Linked DNA regions of Homo sapiens: region 1 is linked to region 2. Evidence: read pairs that join two places in POLR2A ChIA-PET (ENCODE). Cell type or tissue: OCI-LY7. All regions are shown on one strand. Links, peaks and the distances in the headings refer to the core of each region. The heading gives the core; the rest is flanking DNA.

Region 1 (8,020 bases), core at 1,844-4,343, 410 kb after region 2:
ATTGGTATGACTGGCCAAACTAAAGTTTGAAAAAAATTAGGCCAAGTTTAAAGACATCAGACTGTGGTGGGCAGACAGCTCTAGTAAAGCTTGAAATACAATCAGAAACATGGGAGATGTTCTACTTCTGAGCATGGAGACATATTGTCAAGACATGTGTCATCATCATTACAATGAGTACATTAGGGACTGGGCAAAGTGTTGGAAAGTCCCACAGTGAGGTGGCTGCTAAGGGAGGGGTTTCTCTGTGATTCTTACCCCAGGTAACTAGGGTGCTATCAAATTTATTCCATAAACGATTCAGAGCTATGTGAATTGAAGGGATATTCCGAACTAGAAAAAAGTAGAGTAAGTTTCTCCAACATCTTAGTTTATTTTCAGTAAATCTTGATTTCTTTTTCTTTCCTCTCCTCCCATGCAGAGCTAAAAATATCCAATGCAAAATAAAGAACTCCTATAAGCACTTACATTGATCTAATAATCTGATTATTATTTTAGCCTGGTTAATTAAATGGGCAAAGTTCAAAAACATAAAACCAAATCAAACATAACCACACCTTTATATCCACAGCATTTTGTAAGCTCAGAGAAACAGCCAGATCGAAATGTCTAATTGGCTTAAAGTATAAGTGGACTTTAATACCGCAAACACTCTACGTAATTTTCTGCAAGTTTATTTGAATGGTGCAAACTAAATGGATGAGATTTCTTTAAAGAAGGAAGTGTTTAAGTGATGTTGAATTAACACACAAATGATTAAATGTGTCAAATTACCATTTGTCCTTTGGCAAAAGCTTCAGAGCATCACCAGGGAAATAACCCTGGCCCACATTTGGTGGACTTCTGCAGAACTCATACACACATCTCCTTTCTGCTGAAAAATAACAGACGTCTATATGAAAAAAATAAGGCATATCCTCTTTGATAAATCACTTAAAGGGAGAACTGGTGAGAGGGTAAAGCAACAGGATGTGGGTGTCTGACTTACAATGCAAGCTGGTCACATGCTGTACATGTTGACATCAGCTGCGGCAGAGACATTTTCCTTGGGTTTCACACCAAGAGTGGCTGAACCCACTCCTGTGAGTAACACCACACACTGCATCAAGCAAGACTCTGTGTCACAGCATCCCTCATGGCCCTGCTGTCCACAGGGTCTTAGAGGGAAACTGGCATTGTCATCAGCCCTCTCCTGTCTGGGACCTGCCTTTGATCGTTTTCACAGCTGTCACACTCCAGTCTGCTCACAAAGAACAACAGATTGCTGGGAGAGGAATGCTCACCATACAGCTACCTGAAAGATAAGAACTGCCATTGTTTTTCCCCTTCTTTGTTCCAACCTCCCCAATAATGATGGAAAGGTGTTCCTCCCTAAAATACACACTGGAAGTGTCAGAGAGATGCTCCATCCTGTGGACCATCATCTCTTTGTCTCTGAGAAGCCCCCAACAGACCAGATTCTGTTTCTTATGTGACACAGGTCGTATTTTGCCTTGCAGTTATTTTTTCTGTGCAAATCCTATTCCACTTATTTGAGATAGGAAACATGCCCTACTCATCTTCTTATTGTCCATTACAGCTTTCAGAGGCTCTGAAAAATAAATATTTGTTAACTTAAATAAATTCCAGAAGCATTCTAATGAAAAACAGTATGTGTATTAACCCAGTAGCTATTTACTGAGTGGCTACTATGTTGTAAGCATAATTATATCCTAGTTCAAAGTGACTTGAGCATGAATATTATGAGTTTCTGCTTTCAACTCATTTATATGCTATTAAGAGAAATAGAGAGAGGAAGGAAGGGAGAGAAAGAACAGGGTATGGTGGAAATCTAGAGCAGGGAGGAATAAACTTTGCCTGGGGCAATTGGTCAAGTCTTCCAGGAGAGGAAGAGTTGATCTGGGTTCTGAAGGATGGGTAATACTCAACAGGCAGTTAATGGGAGTGTAAATTACTTCAACCATTGAAAAAATTAGCATGGTGATTCCTCAAAGAGCTAAAAACAGAACTACCATTTGACCCAGTAATCCCATTACTGGCTATATATCCAGAGGAATATAAATCATTCTGCCTTGAAGACCCATGCACGTGAATGTTCATTGCAGCACTATTGACAATAGCAAAGGCATGGGATCAGCCTAAATGCCCATCAGTGACAGATTGGATAAAGAAAATGTGATACATATACACCATTGAATACTATGCAGCCATAAAAACGAATGAGATCATGTCTTTTGCAGGAACATGAATGGAGCTGGAGGCCATTATCCTTAGCAAACTAATGCAGGAACAGAAAATCAAATACCATATGTTTCACTTATAAGTAGGAGCTAAATGATGAGAACTCATGGACGTACAAAGAAGGAAACAACAGACACTGAGGCCTACTTGCGGGTTGAGGGTGAGAGGTGGGAGAAGAGCAGAGAAAATAACTATTGCATACTAGGCTTAGTATCTGGGTGAGAAAATAATCTGCAAAACAAACTCCTGTGACACAAGTTTACCTATATAACAAACCTGCACATGTACTCCTGAACCTAAAATAAAAGTTAAAAAATAATCAAATGGCAGAAAAGATAATAAGGACATTACAGGCAAAGTGAGTAGTTCTTGCAGAACAAAATTTATGGAAGGAATGTTTTAATTAGGAAACTAAGAAAAGTTCAGAGTGACTGGAACATTGAGAGAAATAGGGAGAGAAGGGGCATATTCATTTTTGACTGCTGCATAATGAGTGATCACAAACTTGGTAGCTCAAAACAACACTGTATTAGTTAGGGTTTTCTAGAGGGACAGAACTAACGAGAGAGAGAGAGAGAGATAGATAGATAAAGGGGAGTTTATTAAGTATTAACTCACACTATCACAAGGTCCTACAATAGGCATCTGTAAGCTGAGGAGCAAGGAGAGCCAGTCCAAGTCCCAAAACAAGAACCTGGAGTCCAGTGTTTGAGGGCAGGAAGCATCCAGCATGGGAGAAAGATGTAGGCTGGGAGGCTAGGCCAGTCTTTTCACGTTTTTCTGCCTGCTTTATATTCCAGCTGGGCTGGTGGCTGATTAGATGGTGTCCACTCAGATTAAGGGCGGGTCTGCCTTTCTCAGCCCACTGACTCAAATGTTAATCTCCTTTGGCAACACCCTGATAGACACACCCAGGATCAATACTTTGCATCCTTCAGTCCAATCTAGTTGACACTCAGTATTAATCATCACAAACACGTAGGTATTATCTGAAGACTTTTATGGGTCTGGGTATGGGTTAACTGGGTCCTCTGTTCATAGTCTCATTGGGCTGAAATCATGGAGTTGGCTGGGGTTATAATCTCGTTTGAGGCTCAGGGACCTCTTTCAAGCTCACATGGTGATTGGCAGAATTCAGTTATCTGAAGCTGTGCAATTGGGAAAATTATTTCTAACTAGCTGTTAACTGGAGACCCCTCTAAGTCCTAGAAGTCACCCACACAGCCCCTCCATAGGCCCTGTCAGAACATGCCAGTTTGCTTCATTCTGAGGCCAACAGAAGAGCTTCCCTATCCCATTTCCGCTTCCCTTAAAGCACTCATCTGATTAGGTCATGCCCACCCAGGATCATCCCCCCTTTTGATGAACTCAAAGTCACATGATTAGTAGTCAGTGATATCCCACCATATTCACTTACTCTGCCCACATTCAAGGGGAGGACATTATAACAGGTTGGGGACTCCAGGAGTCAGAATCTTAGAGCTCTTTCTATCACAATCGAAGTAGGAAAAAGCTGAAGGAATCCAAAATTTGAACTTTCTGTAGGCCCTGTCACTATCCATCTAGTTTTGAGTCCCTTCATTGATATACACTTTTATCTATAAAACCTTCATAGAGATGGTCTCAGTCTAAATAAATAATATAACTAACAGAATTCTGCACACTGCTTTGCACATATATCTATGGTATGAAGTTTCTTCATACCAAAGCCACTCTGAGGAATTCACACTATTCTTCAGGGTGAAGAATGGAAAGTTTGTTAACATTGTTAAGAAGGGAGGGAACATGATCAGATTTGCTTTTTGCACTGGGCCAGGATGATGAGCAATCTGGCCTCAAACTCACTACTAATTTGTATTTTAATTACCCTAATACAACACATGACTAAGAATTTGATAATACTTAGTTTTTATGATGGAAAATTTTGAACATATCAAAATAAACAGAATGATATATTTCCCCATGTCCTGACCTTGGTTTTGGTAGTTATCAACTATCAATGTCATGTTTGTTTCACCTTTCCTCTTTTCCCATTTTCTCCTATTTTATTAATATTTGTTTCTTTAGTTGTTTTTGAGGCAAGATTTATATATATTCAATTACTGTACAATTTTGACCAATGCATACACTCATGTAACCCACACACCTATCAAGATAAAAAGTATTTTTTATTACTTTTATTACTCAGAAAGTTTTCCCATATCTCTTCCAAGTCAACCCCTCCCACTCTGCTAAGAGGCAGCCACTGTTTTTGTTTTCTGGTTTTTGTTTTTTGCCACTCTTAGAACTTTATATAAATGGAGTCATACAGCATGCATTCTTTTGTGTCTGGCTTTTTTTCACAGCATAATGTCTGGGACAAGCATTTATGCCATTGAGTGTATTCACAGTTTATTCCTTTGTATTGTCAAGTAGTAGTCCATTAAAAGAATATGTCACTGTTTTTCCATTATTTTCATACCTGGGCTGTTTCCAGTTTTGGGCTATTACAAACAAAGCTACTATTTCCATTCTTATAGATGTCTTTCTGTGGACATCTATTTTTATTTTCCTTAAGTAAATATATAGGAGTTTGCTGAATTAAAGGGCATACATACTATATCTAAATTTATTAGGAACTGTAAAAATTTCTTTCAAAGTGTTTGTAACATTTTACACTCCCATCAGCAATGTATGAGAGTTACAGTTGCTCTGCATCCTCACCAACACTTGTTGTTGCTAGTTTTAATTGCAGCCATTCTGATGGGTGTATATTAGTGTCACATTGTGGTTTTAATTTATATTTCCATTATGACTGATGGCATTGAATAATTACATTTAGATGTGGAATAATACTGCTGAAGAGCCTCAGTTTTCGTATTAGACCAACCCTGGTTCAAATCCCTGCTTTGCTTCTTACCCATCAAGATTCTTGACTTCTTTCTAAAATATATATCCATATAGCAGCTACCCAGCTACCCAAATTTTGCACACACACACACACACACACACACACACACACACACGAACAGCAATCCCCAACCTTTCTGGCACCAGGGATTGATTTACCTGGAAGACAATTTTTCCATGGATGGGGCAGAGGGAAGCATGGTTTTGGAATGAAACTGTTCCACCTCCGATCATCAGGCATTAGATTCTCATATTGAGTGCAATATAGATCCCTTGCATGTGCACTTCACAGTAGGATTCATGCTCCTTTGAGAGTCTAATGCCCCTGCTGATCTGACAGGAGGCCAAGCTCATGTGGTAATGTTGACTTGCCAGTCACTCACCTCCTGCTGTGCAGCCGGGTTCCTAACAGTCCATAGACTGGTACAAGTCCATTGTACTAGAATATATAAATACTATATATATTTTAGTGCATATATAAATAGAACATATATTTATAAGTATATATAATTCTTTAAAAAAAAATTTTTTTTTTGAGACAGAGTCTCGCTCTTGCTGCCCAGGCTGGAGTGCAGTGGTGCGATCTCAGCTCACTGCAACCTCTGCCCCCTGGGTTCAAGTTATTCTCCTGCCTCAGCCTCTCTCTGCCAGGCTGGTCTCGAACTCTTGACCTCAAGTGATCTGCCCCCCCCTTGGCCTCCCAAAGTCCTGGGATTACAGGCATGAGCCATCATGCCTGGCTTATATATAATTCTAGTATCTGCTACATGGATTGTGTGGTAAAGGTTAAGCAAGAAAATACGCATAAATTTCTTAGGAAAGTATGTGGCCCAACAAATAGTAGTTTTACTACTCATTGAAGACTTTCATGAATTATACTTATTGACACACAAATAGGCAGGTAGATTACTTATTGTTATTTTCAGATGGAGGGAATTAAAGGGGAGAACCTCTTGTACTCAGAGAGGTCACAATCCTAAGCACTCCTTACTCACCTCAAGATATAGCATAACCAAGCCTGTCTCTACCCTTGATGACTTCTTGCCACAGCAATCTGAATGCCCTTGACTGCTTGGACTTGGCTACTCAGTTCAGCCTGTTTCCCCTACGATGAACTGACATAGATTCCAAGGCTACAGCTTCCTTTGTATCTTTTCCCCAATGTTGCTTCACAGAAACACACACTGCCTATGCCATCCACTTCTGTTTTTTCTCTTCCCCATCCTCCAGTTCCCTCTTTTCATGATTTGTAATACAGGCCCTTTAAAAGAGTTTTTAAAATGTCAGGCAAAGGCAGGCAAATGTGATTCTTAGAAGTAGTGTCCATTTTGGAAGTGGGAGTGAGGGAGGCAGAAGCCTTTGTTGGGGTGGGTTGGGGGTGTGTGAATGGGAGAACAAGTCTTTCTTCCTCAAATAGTTTTGGCTAAATTCACTAAGCATTAAGGAGGGGCGAGGGTAATGTGCTTCTCCCTGCCTCTATCCCCAATAAAGTGCGGGGGTATAGCAGAACAAGCCAGGGTCCCGGAAAGGGGCCATCAATAGTTTTAAAAATCTCCCTGGTTATTGATCTCCTCCTGCCTATGACTCCTATATTGCACTGAGTCTCACTTTTTAGAGCCAGAACCAGAAGAGAAGAAAATGAAGGACAGAGCCTTGAGCTGTCCAGAAATGTAACAAGTGGCTGAAATAAAGAGATTGAAGGCAAGTGGCTAGCAAAATAGAAGCAAAATTAGAAGTAGGTAATGTCTGTGTATTCAAAGAGAAGGGGATTGTCAACATAATGAAACACTTCAGAGAAGTGAAGTAGAATGAGGAATAAAAGTAGGTCACTGGAAGTTAAGTGTTGGTGTTTCTGAAAGGTGTGTTTGCATATATATGTTTGGAGAGGTAGAGGGAAGGAAGTCAGATAAAAGCTGATGAATTTATGACTCACAATCTGTCTTTTGATGAAATTAACAAAGCCTTTGAACTCATGCATTCCGGAAAGAGCATTCGAACTCTTGTCAAGATTTAATTCCAAAGAGAAAAATAACATCCATCTTGTCGTGATCTGATGGGAACAGCCTAACAGGCAGGGAGAAGCGCCTCCAAGCTCACAGGCTCGCAGACCTTCAGCAGCTACTCCAGAGGATAGTGTGATGTGTGTAATTCATGAATTTCTGTAATCATGGACAAGGATAATTTAGTCATGAACCTGTTTTCTGGATCATCCTCCACACAAATAATTGCTAGCTCATTAAGGAATATTTTAACGTAATAAAAGTAATTTCCACCCCCCAAAAAAGATATACAAATGGCCAATAAGCACATAAAAATGTGTCCAGGCTGGGCACAGTGGCTCACGCCTGCACTCCCAGCACTTTGGGAGACCCAGGCGGGCAGATCACTTGAGGTCGGGAGTTCGACACCAGCCTGACCAACATGGAGTGACCCTGTCTCTACTGAAAATACAAAATTAGCCAGGCGTGGTGGCGCATGCCTGTAATCCCAGATACCTGGGAGGCTGAGGCAGGAGAATTGCTTGAACCTGGGAGGCAGAGATTGCAGTGAGCTGAGATTGTGCCATTGCACTCCAGCCTGGGCAACAAAAGTGAAACTCTGTCTCAAATAAATAAATAAATACAATAAAAAAATGTGTGCAATGTCATTAGCCATTAGGGAAATGTAAATCAAAACCGCAATGAGATACTATTTCACATTTATTAGATTGACTAAAATTAAAAAGACAGATAATAACAAGTGTTGGTTAAGATGCAGAGAAAGTCTATTCCTTATATTGCTGATGGGAATGTAAAATGGTGCAACCACTTCGCAAAACTATCTACAAATTCTTCCTAAGGTTAACATTTGAGTTAACGTAGAGTTAACATTTAACCCAGCAATTCTACCC
Region 2 (8,020 bases), core at 2,594-5,093:
TGTTGATAAATTTGTGTCCTGGTATAGATTAAGATGGGCAGGCCCTTAAGGATAAGAGAACACAAAATTCCCATAGAGAATTTTTTTTTTTTTTTGAGATGAAGTCTCACTCTATCTCCCAGGCTGGAGTGCAATGGCACGATCTCAGCTCGCTGCAGCCTCCGCCTCCCAGGTTCAAGCAATTCTTCTGCCTCAGCCTCCTAAGTAGCTGGGTTTACAGGTGCGTGCCACCATGCCCAGCTAATTTTTGTATTTTTAGTAGAGACGGGGGTTTCACCATATTGGCCACACTGGTCTCGAACTCCTGCCCTTAGGTGATCCACCCTCCTCAGCCTCCTAAAGTGCTGAGATTACAGGTGTGAGCCACTGCGCCTGGCCGAGAGTATTTTTATATGAAGAAGTCCTCTTCTGTCAATGTGAGGGGAGTTAACTCAGGTGGATTATGAGTCAATGCCACCTCTAGTCTTACAAACCATTATTTTCTTTAGGGCAAAGCCCATAGGGGGATACCTTTCAGGTTTGTTTGTTTGTTTGTTTGTTTAATTCAACTGATGGATTCAAAATGCTCCTTGTGAAGTTTTGGGGCTCACCTCAATTGTGACCTGGGTAAGCTGCAGGTTTGATAGACTACTAAAGTTTGGCCAAACCCTAAGTAAGCCAGAACTGAGCCCAAACTCCAAGTAAGCTGCAGGGATTCTGCTGTCCCATCTTTATCCTCCCATAGTCTGATGAAAATCTCTTTTATAGATTCAGTCTGAGTCCATTTTCCTCATCTCTAGTTGCAAAACTTCTTCATGGAGATAGAAAGAACTTGGGCACATGAATTCCATCTTGGTCATGACCTTGACACCACCCCTACTCCCTTCTTCACTGCCTTGGAGCAAACGTGGCCCATGTGGATAAGAACCTCATAAAGAAGCCCCACTTATTTTCCACATCCCTAATTATTTCGTTGACTCCAACCAGGTTTTCTAAACCTGTTTGTGTATATTTAGACATACGGTGTGAGTAATTTGTGAGCATTTATCGAGAAGTCTTATCCAAATTCCTTTTAAGAAAGATGCCAGGACCTCATTCTCAATTCTGTTACTGAAACTGTGATTTTTCCCATTTTAGAGTTGAGATGCTTAAGCTACACAGGAATACGGATTTCACTTTCAATAAAATCACCGGCTGGTAAAACCCAAATTAAAACAGAGCATTGGAAATCAAGCTGCCTTTTTCTATTAGAATTAACAAGAGCTGTTTCATTTTCTAAATCAAAAGTTTTGGACTCTGAAATCCTATTTGTAGAGAATACTAGGCGTTATTAAAAATGCAGATAGTTGTTTTGAGCTGGCATGTTTTCCTGTGGTTGCCAGGATGCTGTGAGGGCAGGTACACATAATACATTAACATTTTAATCAAAGAATAAAGAACGAGGAGAACACATGAAATGCTCCAAAGCATTTAGGAAAGATAATGCCTCATCTTGAGACTCAGCAGTGACTTCATTGTTAGAAAAAAAGCTGTTTGTATAATACACGCCTGTTCTAACTAACCTTCCCTACCTATATTTCCCTTCTGTCTGTAATTCCCCATCTTAAAATAACAATAACTAATAATAATAATGATAACAATAAAAACTTTGTTTGGCTTGGTACCCCCTTTTATTCCTCTAAAAAGAAGAGATTCTTAGCGTGGGCTCCGTACAAAACTTTATATGTGTGTTTGTAGTGGTATTTTTCTGAGAATTAGGTACATAGCTTTCATAAACATACAAATAATTTATAACCTCCAGTAGAAATTAAACAAGCCAACAAAACAAATGTGGAATATATGGTGTCCTCTTAGTTCATCTTTTTTCACTAGTGTTTTGTTTCAGCTGGGCTTTTGAACAAAGCTAATGAATAGTCAACTCAAGGGTTATATTGACCCTTGAATTGTAATGGTCAATTAAGTAATTGTAATATCATGTAATTGTACTTGTAATGGTGCTGACCATTACTTTGTAAAGTGATAGAATCATTCAGATATCCTGCTATCCAATTCAATTCAAACCCATTTTCCTCCTTAAAACCATTTGCTGTCCACCATTTCCAAGATTTCTGTCATGACTTTTCCATTCTCTTAGGCAATCTCCCTCCTTAGTTTGTTGTAGAGTCTTTCTTGACCTTTCTCTCTCCTATCTAATTAGCTGGCAATTTTCTCAGGGGAAGTCTTTTACATACAGTTTTTTCTTTTAATTACTAAAACAAAAACAAAAACTGCACTGATGGTTTTTACCACTGGATCACCATTAGGATCACATGAAGAGCTTTTTGTACTGAAGCTTAGACCCTAGACCCAGACAGTTTCATATAACTGCTCTGGGATAAAGCCTGGACATCGATGTAAAAAAAGAAAAAAATCTCCTGAGGGTGCAGCCAGTGCTGAGGGTCACTTGCCTACCCTATCTTATATGACTATGTTTTTGCTATGAAAACCTCTAGCTGGTGATCTTGTGTCCAATCTTCTTACTCTCCACTTTATTCCATATGACTTTCCCCTCCCTTAGATTAAACTCAGCCTCTTAATTTCCCCATAGCTTCCATTGGTTAAGAAACTCCATTGCCTTCCATTGTAGTGGCCTTTAAATTGTTCTGTGGGGCTTTAAAGGTTCCACAGAATCCCATTGGAACCCTTGACTGGAGGAGGATGAGGAGATAGTCCTCTCAGTCATCTCTTCCCTAGTTTTACAACTAGGGCCCTCAAAAATAAAGTGCAATGAGTTTCTTAAAGACTATAGTAAAGTTAGATTAGAACTCAAATCCCCTTACCCTTGGCCTTTTTTTCTAATTCAGAAAGCTACCTATCCCAGAGCTATACTAATTGATGAAGGTTGGTGCTAGGCCTTTGCCATTTTTTTCTATTTGCTAGCTCTATCCTGCAGTCTTGGCTTTCTTGCCTGGAACATCTTTGGCAGGTGTACCTGTGTCTTCAGGAAAATCAGATGTGACTGAAAGATTTGGCTTGTCCAATTTGTCACGACTTGTTGACAGTGGCCCTGGGAACTGTGGCACCAGTAGCACTAGGGCTTTGATGCCATGCCTGTCAACCTAATAACATTGTGTTTAAGCACAGCGCATTCCACTTTAGCCCCAAGGTCTGTCTATAACCCTATGTATTAAACAGTTAACTCTAGGACAAGCTCTATGGGTTGTCTAAATAGCAGCTTATCTGTGATTCACGGTGAATCAAATGTTCGACCTGCCCCAAAATATCATACCTACTCACCCTGCATGTTACCTATTCAGGTTTGGTAGCTTCTCATGGTAATAAGGTAATCTTTATTTTTTAAATGCACGTGTTCTATTTCAAAAGCATAACATTGTCAGTATTCATTAATACCTTAAAACAAATTTGATTGATATTTTTTCTCATCTGGTTCAGAGCAAAAGTCCTCAGGGAACAGCACCGGCGTAGGTGAAAGTTGATTGATGAGGGTAGGTGTGAAGAAGAGCACAGAAAATAATTTTGAGCTTGGGTGCAGTGTTACAGGACGAGCTTGGACACTCACAGGAGACAGCAAAATGGAAAGTGGATGCCAAAGAATATGAGCTGCCTGATTCCCAGTTTTGCCAAATTCAGCACTTTCCCCAGAGTTTTTTTGGTTAGTTCCCTTTATTTATTGATTTTGCCATTGCTTTGGCAGAAGTGCAAAAATTTGGGAAAGAATAATAGCATCACTATAACGAACATTTATTGAGCACTTACTCTGTGCTAGGTGTTGTTCAAAGCATCTGACATGTATCAACTTATTGTATTAGTCTCCTCAGCATGTAGAGATAGATTGCCATTATGATATTCATGCCACAGATCATGAAACTGTGGCCCAGATGTTTGAAGAATTTCCCTAAGATCATCCACCAAGTAAATCATGAAATCAGGATTCCAAGCAGTCTAGCTCCAAAGCCTGTACTATTTTACTTTATTTTATTTATTTTATTTTATTTTTTTTGTAGCGACGGAGTCTCATTGTATTCCCTAAGCTGGTCTTGAACTTCTGAGCCCAAAATATCCTTCTGCTTCGGCCCTTCAAAATGCTGGGATTAAAGCCTGCATTCTTCAGGCTGGGAGTGGTAGCTCATGCCTGTGATCCAAGCGCTTTGGGAGGCTAAGGCGGGTGGATCACTTAAGCTTAGAAGTTCGAGACCAGCCTGGGCAACATGGTGGAAATCCCCTCTTTACAAAAAAATACTAAAATTAGCCAGGGGTGGTGGCACACACCTGTAGTCCCATCCACTGGGGAGGCTGAGGTGGGAGGATTGCTTGAACCCGGGAGGTTGGGGTTGCAGTGAGCCATGAATGTGTGACCGCACTCAAGCCTGGGTGATAGAGTAAGGCCCTATCTCAAAAAAAGAAAAGAAAAGAAAAAGAAAAGAGGGGGAAGGAAGGAAGGAAGGAAGAAAGAAGGGAAGGAAGGAAGGAAGAAAGGAAGGACTGTATTCTTAACCTCTATTGTCTCTCAAACTTACAGCATTGATAAGTGGTAGGAAGATTCTTCAAATCCAGAGAGTCTGATTGTAGATCATCCCACTATAATGTCTCCTGAGCTGCAATGGATTTTTCAAGTATATTAGACTTTTACGTTCATGGAGACTCGAGTGGTCCAGAAAAAGTTACTTGGTTTAGGATCTTCTTGAAGTTGTAGCAGTCTGGTGTCTCAATAACAGTGCTCTATTGGTTTAATATAAAATAGCAATCTGAAGAAGGAAGTTGAGTGTAAACCTCACAAAGTGTTCAGCAAAATCCCTGCCCAGCTGTTAGTGTCCCAAACTAAAACGGAGAATTCAAACAAAATCACTTCTTGTCTCTGTAAAGGTCAGCTAAGATAAAAATGGTTTAATATTTTTCCCTTCTCTATATGACCAAAACATTGCCAGTGTCCAGGGAACATAAAAAACAAAAACAAAAACAAAAAAAACCCAGAAATCTTGGATATAGGAAATCACTACACGGTCTTTACATGTGTTTTTTTAGGCTTTCTAAAGGGCTTTTTGGATATCAAATGAATCTTCCCAGCTTCCAGGAAATAAACAGATGGCAGGTATCATATTAATTCAAAAATGTGATTAGAATTTGAAGAAAGATCTGCTCGGGTCTTCTCTTTCCCCATCTCCCCCAAAGATGGAACTAATTCTAGTAAGAGGGTCCATTTTGAAGCAGGAGAGAAAAATAAAATGCCTTTTAAGGCCAGTGTTACTGGATGAAGATCATCTTTCTTTTTCTTTTTCTTTTTTTTTTCTTTTTTTTCGAGACAGAGTCTCACTCTGTCACCCACGCCGGAGTGCAGTGGCATAATCTCGGCTCACTGCAACCTCTACCTCCCGGGTTCAAGCACTTCTGCCTCAGCCTCCCGAGTAGCTGGGATTACAGGTGCTCAGCACCATGCCTGGGTAATTTTTGTATTTTTAGGGGAGATGGGGTTTCACTGTGTTGGCCAGGCTGGTCTCAAACTCCTGATTCCCTCTGATCCTCCTGCCTTGGCCTCCCAAAGTGCTAGGATTACAGGCATGAGCCTCCAAGTCCGGCTGGAGCTCAGCTTTCTGATGACTCTCTAGGAGCTGAGAGTATGGAAAAGGAATTGCTGAAGAAAGTGGGATGGGATCAAAGGCAGGTTTACACAATGTGTAAGCTATGGGGGCAGTGGGGGGAGGGGGGGGCTCCATCTTAGAAATCCTTTCTTCTTTTCATCTAGTAATTAGCTATTCTCATACCCAAATTAAAGTATTTCTCCCTAACATTCAGTAAATAAATGTGAAACAAACAAACTCCAACAAACAAAAGGATACTGTTGGTTTGTCAGAAAAAGTTCTTTTCTGTTATTCTCCAGTTTTCAGGAGGGAAACACCTCACCCACTCTCTTAATAGATTTGACCTACCTTTGCTTGAGAACATCTTTCATTTCCATGGAAGCTTTAAAGAAACAGTAATACATCACAGCAAGGCTTCCCAACCTTTTTTGTCAAAGAGAAGCTGCTTTTCATTTTCCCTAAAGCTTTAAGGTCAAGAGATGGGGGTGGGGAGTTCCCAGTAGATTATTCCATTCCTCCTCGGGGAACTTAACAACCCCAGGCCACTGACGTGAGCACCATCAAATCAGGCTTCCAGATCTACCCACATTTACTGGTTAAGAACTCCCATACAAGAATTCTTCCTTTCAATGAGAAATGGAAAAACTCATAAAAAAAATAAGCAATTGCTTGCTGTTTCACTTTCCCAGAAGATGTTCTGAGCACCAGTTAACCTCATTTGCCATCAGAATCAGCCAAAACAGTGAAAGTGACATAGTTTAGCCTCTGAAAATTATTTCTTCATAGCTGGACACCATCCATGTATATTCCCCAAACCAAGTTTTCTGTGAATGCCCTTGTTGCTCTAGGCAGAGTTTCCAGGCTTGCCTTCCCCATTGAATGGAATGTTCAGCCAGGTTTCCACCCCTTGGAGGGCTACTTTCCTGCTAAGATAAGAATTTCTCTGGAAATAAATTACTGACTGTAGGTGCTCACAATCTCACTATCCATTTGCTCTTAAACCAACTCACAATTCTTGAGTTTTCAGAGTAAAAACTATGCTTCCCTTCTGGATTGGAGGACATGCAGTGTAGAGATGAAAAAATTATTTTATCTATCCAGGTGGCCATGCTAAGATGGCTCCCTAGGACTGCCCTAGGCAGGACCCTATAGGCAACAGAAATCAGCCCCATCGAGTTGTAGATTTAATAGTTGGAAGAAATCGCAATGGATCATTTGATCCAGTTCAGACATCTTGGGTAGAATGACTCCATTTTACTGAAGACAAAGTGGAGAGCCTGAAAGGTGAAAGGCATATCCAAGGTTATCTGGTCATCTTGTAGAGCTAGAGAAGGCAGGAGACCTAGGGCCCTTATCTACTATCTCCTACTTCAATACACTGCTTTGCAAATGCTTAAAGGACTATAGGATGCCAATACCTAATGACTTTCTCATGCCCATGAGGTGTTTGCAAGGGAGAAAGAATGGAATACTTCTTAATACAACATAGGAGGTCCTATGATATCAATTCCTTCTGAGGTCTAACTTAATCTGACCCAAACCCAGCTGGGCATGGTGGCTCACACCTGTAATCCGAGCACTTTGGGAGGCTGAGGCAGGAGGACTGATTGAGCCCAGGAGTTCGTGACCAGCCTGGGCAACATGGTAAAACCACCATCTCTAAAAAAAATAAAAAATAGATTAAAAACCTGACCCAAACTTGAGCAAAGGAATGACCTGTAACATATTCGGTATTTATGGATTGATGGACTATTTTAATTAATTAATTGATGTTTTAGAGACAGGGAATCCCTCTGTTGCCCAGGCTGAAGTACACTAGCACAATCATAGCTCACTGCACCCTCCACTCCTGAGCTCAAGTGATCCTCCCACCTCAGCCTCCGGAGTAGCTAAGACTACAGGCGTGTACCACCATGCTCAGCTAGTTTTTTAATTTTTTGTAAAGATGGGGTCTTACTATGTTGCTCAGGCTGGCCTTGAACTCCTGGGCTCAAGTGATCCTCCTGCCTTGGCATCCCAAAGTATTGGGATTACGGGTATGAGCCATGGTGCCCATGAGGATTGACTTAGATGCCTGTCTTCATAACATAGTTCCTTACCCATTTTTGTGAACTTTATTACACACATTGTCCTCTGCTGAAGTCTTCTCTTGTTTTTCTCATGTCTTGCCACCTCAACTCGGTTTTTTGATATTGTTTGGGTCTTTCCTTCATCACTGAATGATTCTTCAAATGTCAGATAGTTGGAGCTGGGATTAGGGGTGAGTGTCAATAATTTGAGCTACTTCGAGGCAGAGGCAGGAGAATCACTTAAGTCCAGGCATTTGAGACCAGCCTGAGCAACACAGAGAGACCCATCTCAAAAAACAAAACAAACAAACAAACAGAAGTCATATAGGTAACGCTATTCCTGGATCAACCAGATTCCCAGGGCTTCCTTTTTATATGTTGCTTGTAGTTAGACAC

Evidence for each region. ChIA-PET counts read pairs that join two places held together with the same protein. Peaks named below come from ENCODE experiments on the same cell type or tissue, not always from the same donor. Only the 100,000 strongest peaks of a DNase experiment are listed, where the experiment ranks them.
Region 1: POLR2A ChIA-PET joins it to region 2 with 10 read pairs; 2 of 35 experiments call an interaction of 5 or more read pairs at or near these places.

What each region holds. Positions count from the first base shown.
Region 1 is chr12:91,870,244-91,878,263 of GRCh38, reverse strand. It overlaps LINC02404 (long intergenic non-protein coding RNA 2404), which reads right to left and starts at 2,961. Exons shown (of 3, transcript XR_945201.2): 1 at 2,860-2,961; 2 at 775-871. In OCI-LY7, for the core only: no CTCF peak of the experiment used is centred there; no DNase peak of the experiment used is centred there.
Region 2 is chr12:92,276,819-92,284,838 of GRCh38, reverse strand. All of the region lies in intron 2 of LINC02391 (long intergenic non-protein coding RNA 2391), which reads left to right. Among named protein-coding and RNA genes, the nearest start is that of LINC02391, 83 kb to the left of the region's middle. In OCI-LY7, for the core only: no CTCF peak of the experiment used is centred there; no DNase peak of the experiment used is centred there.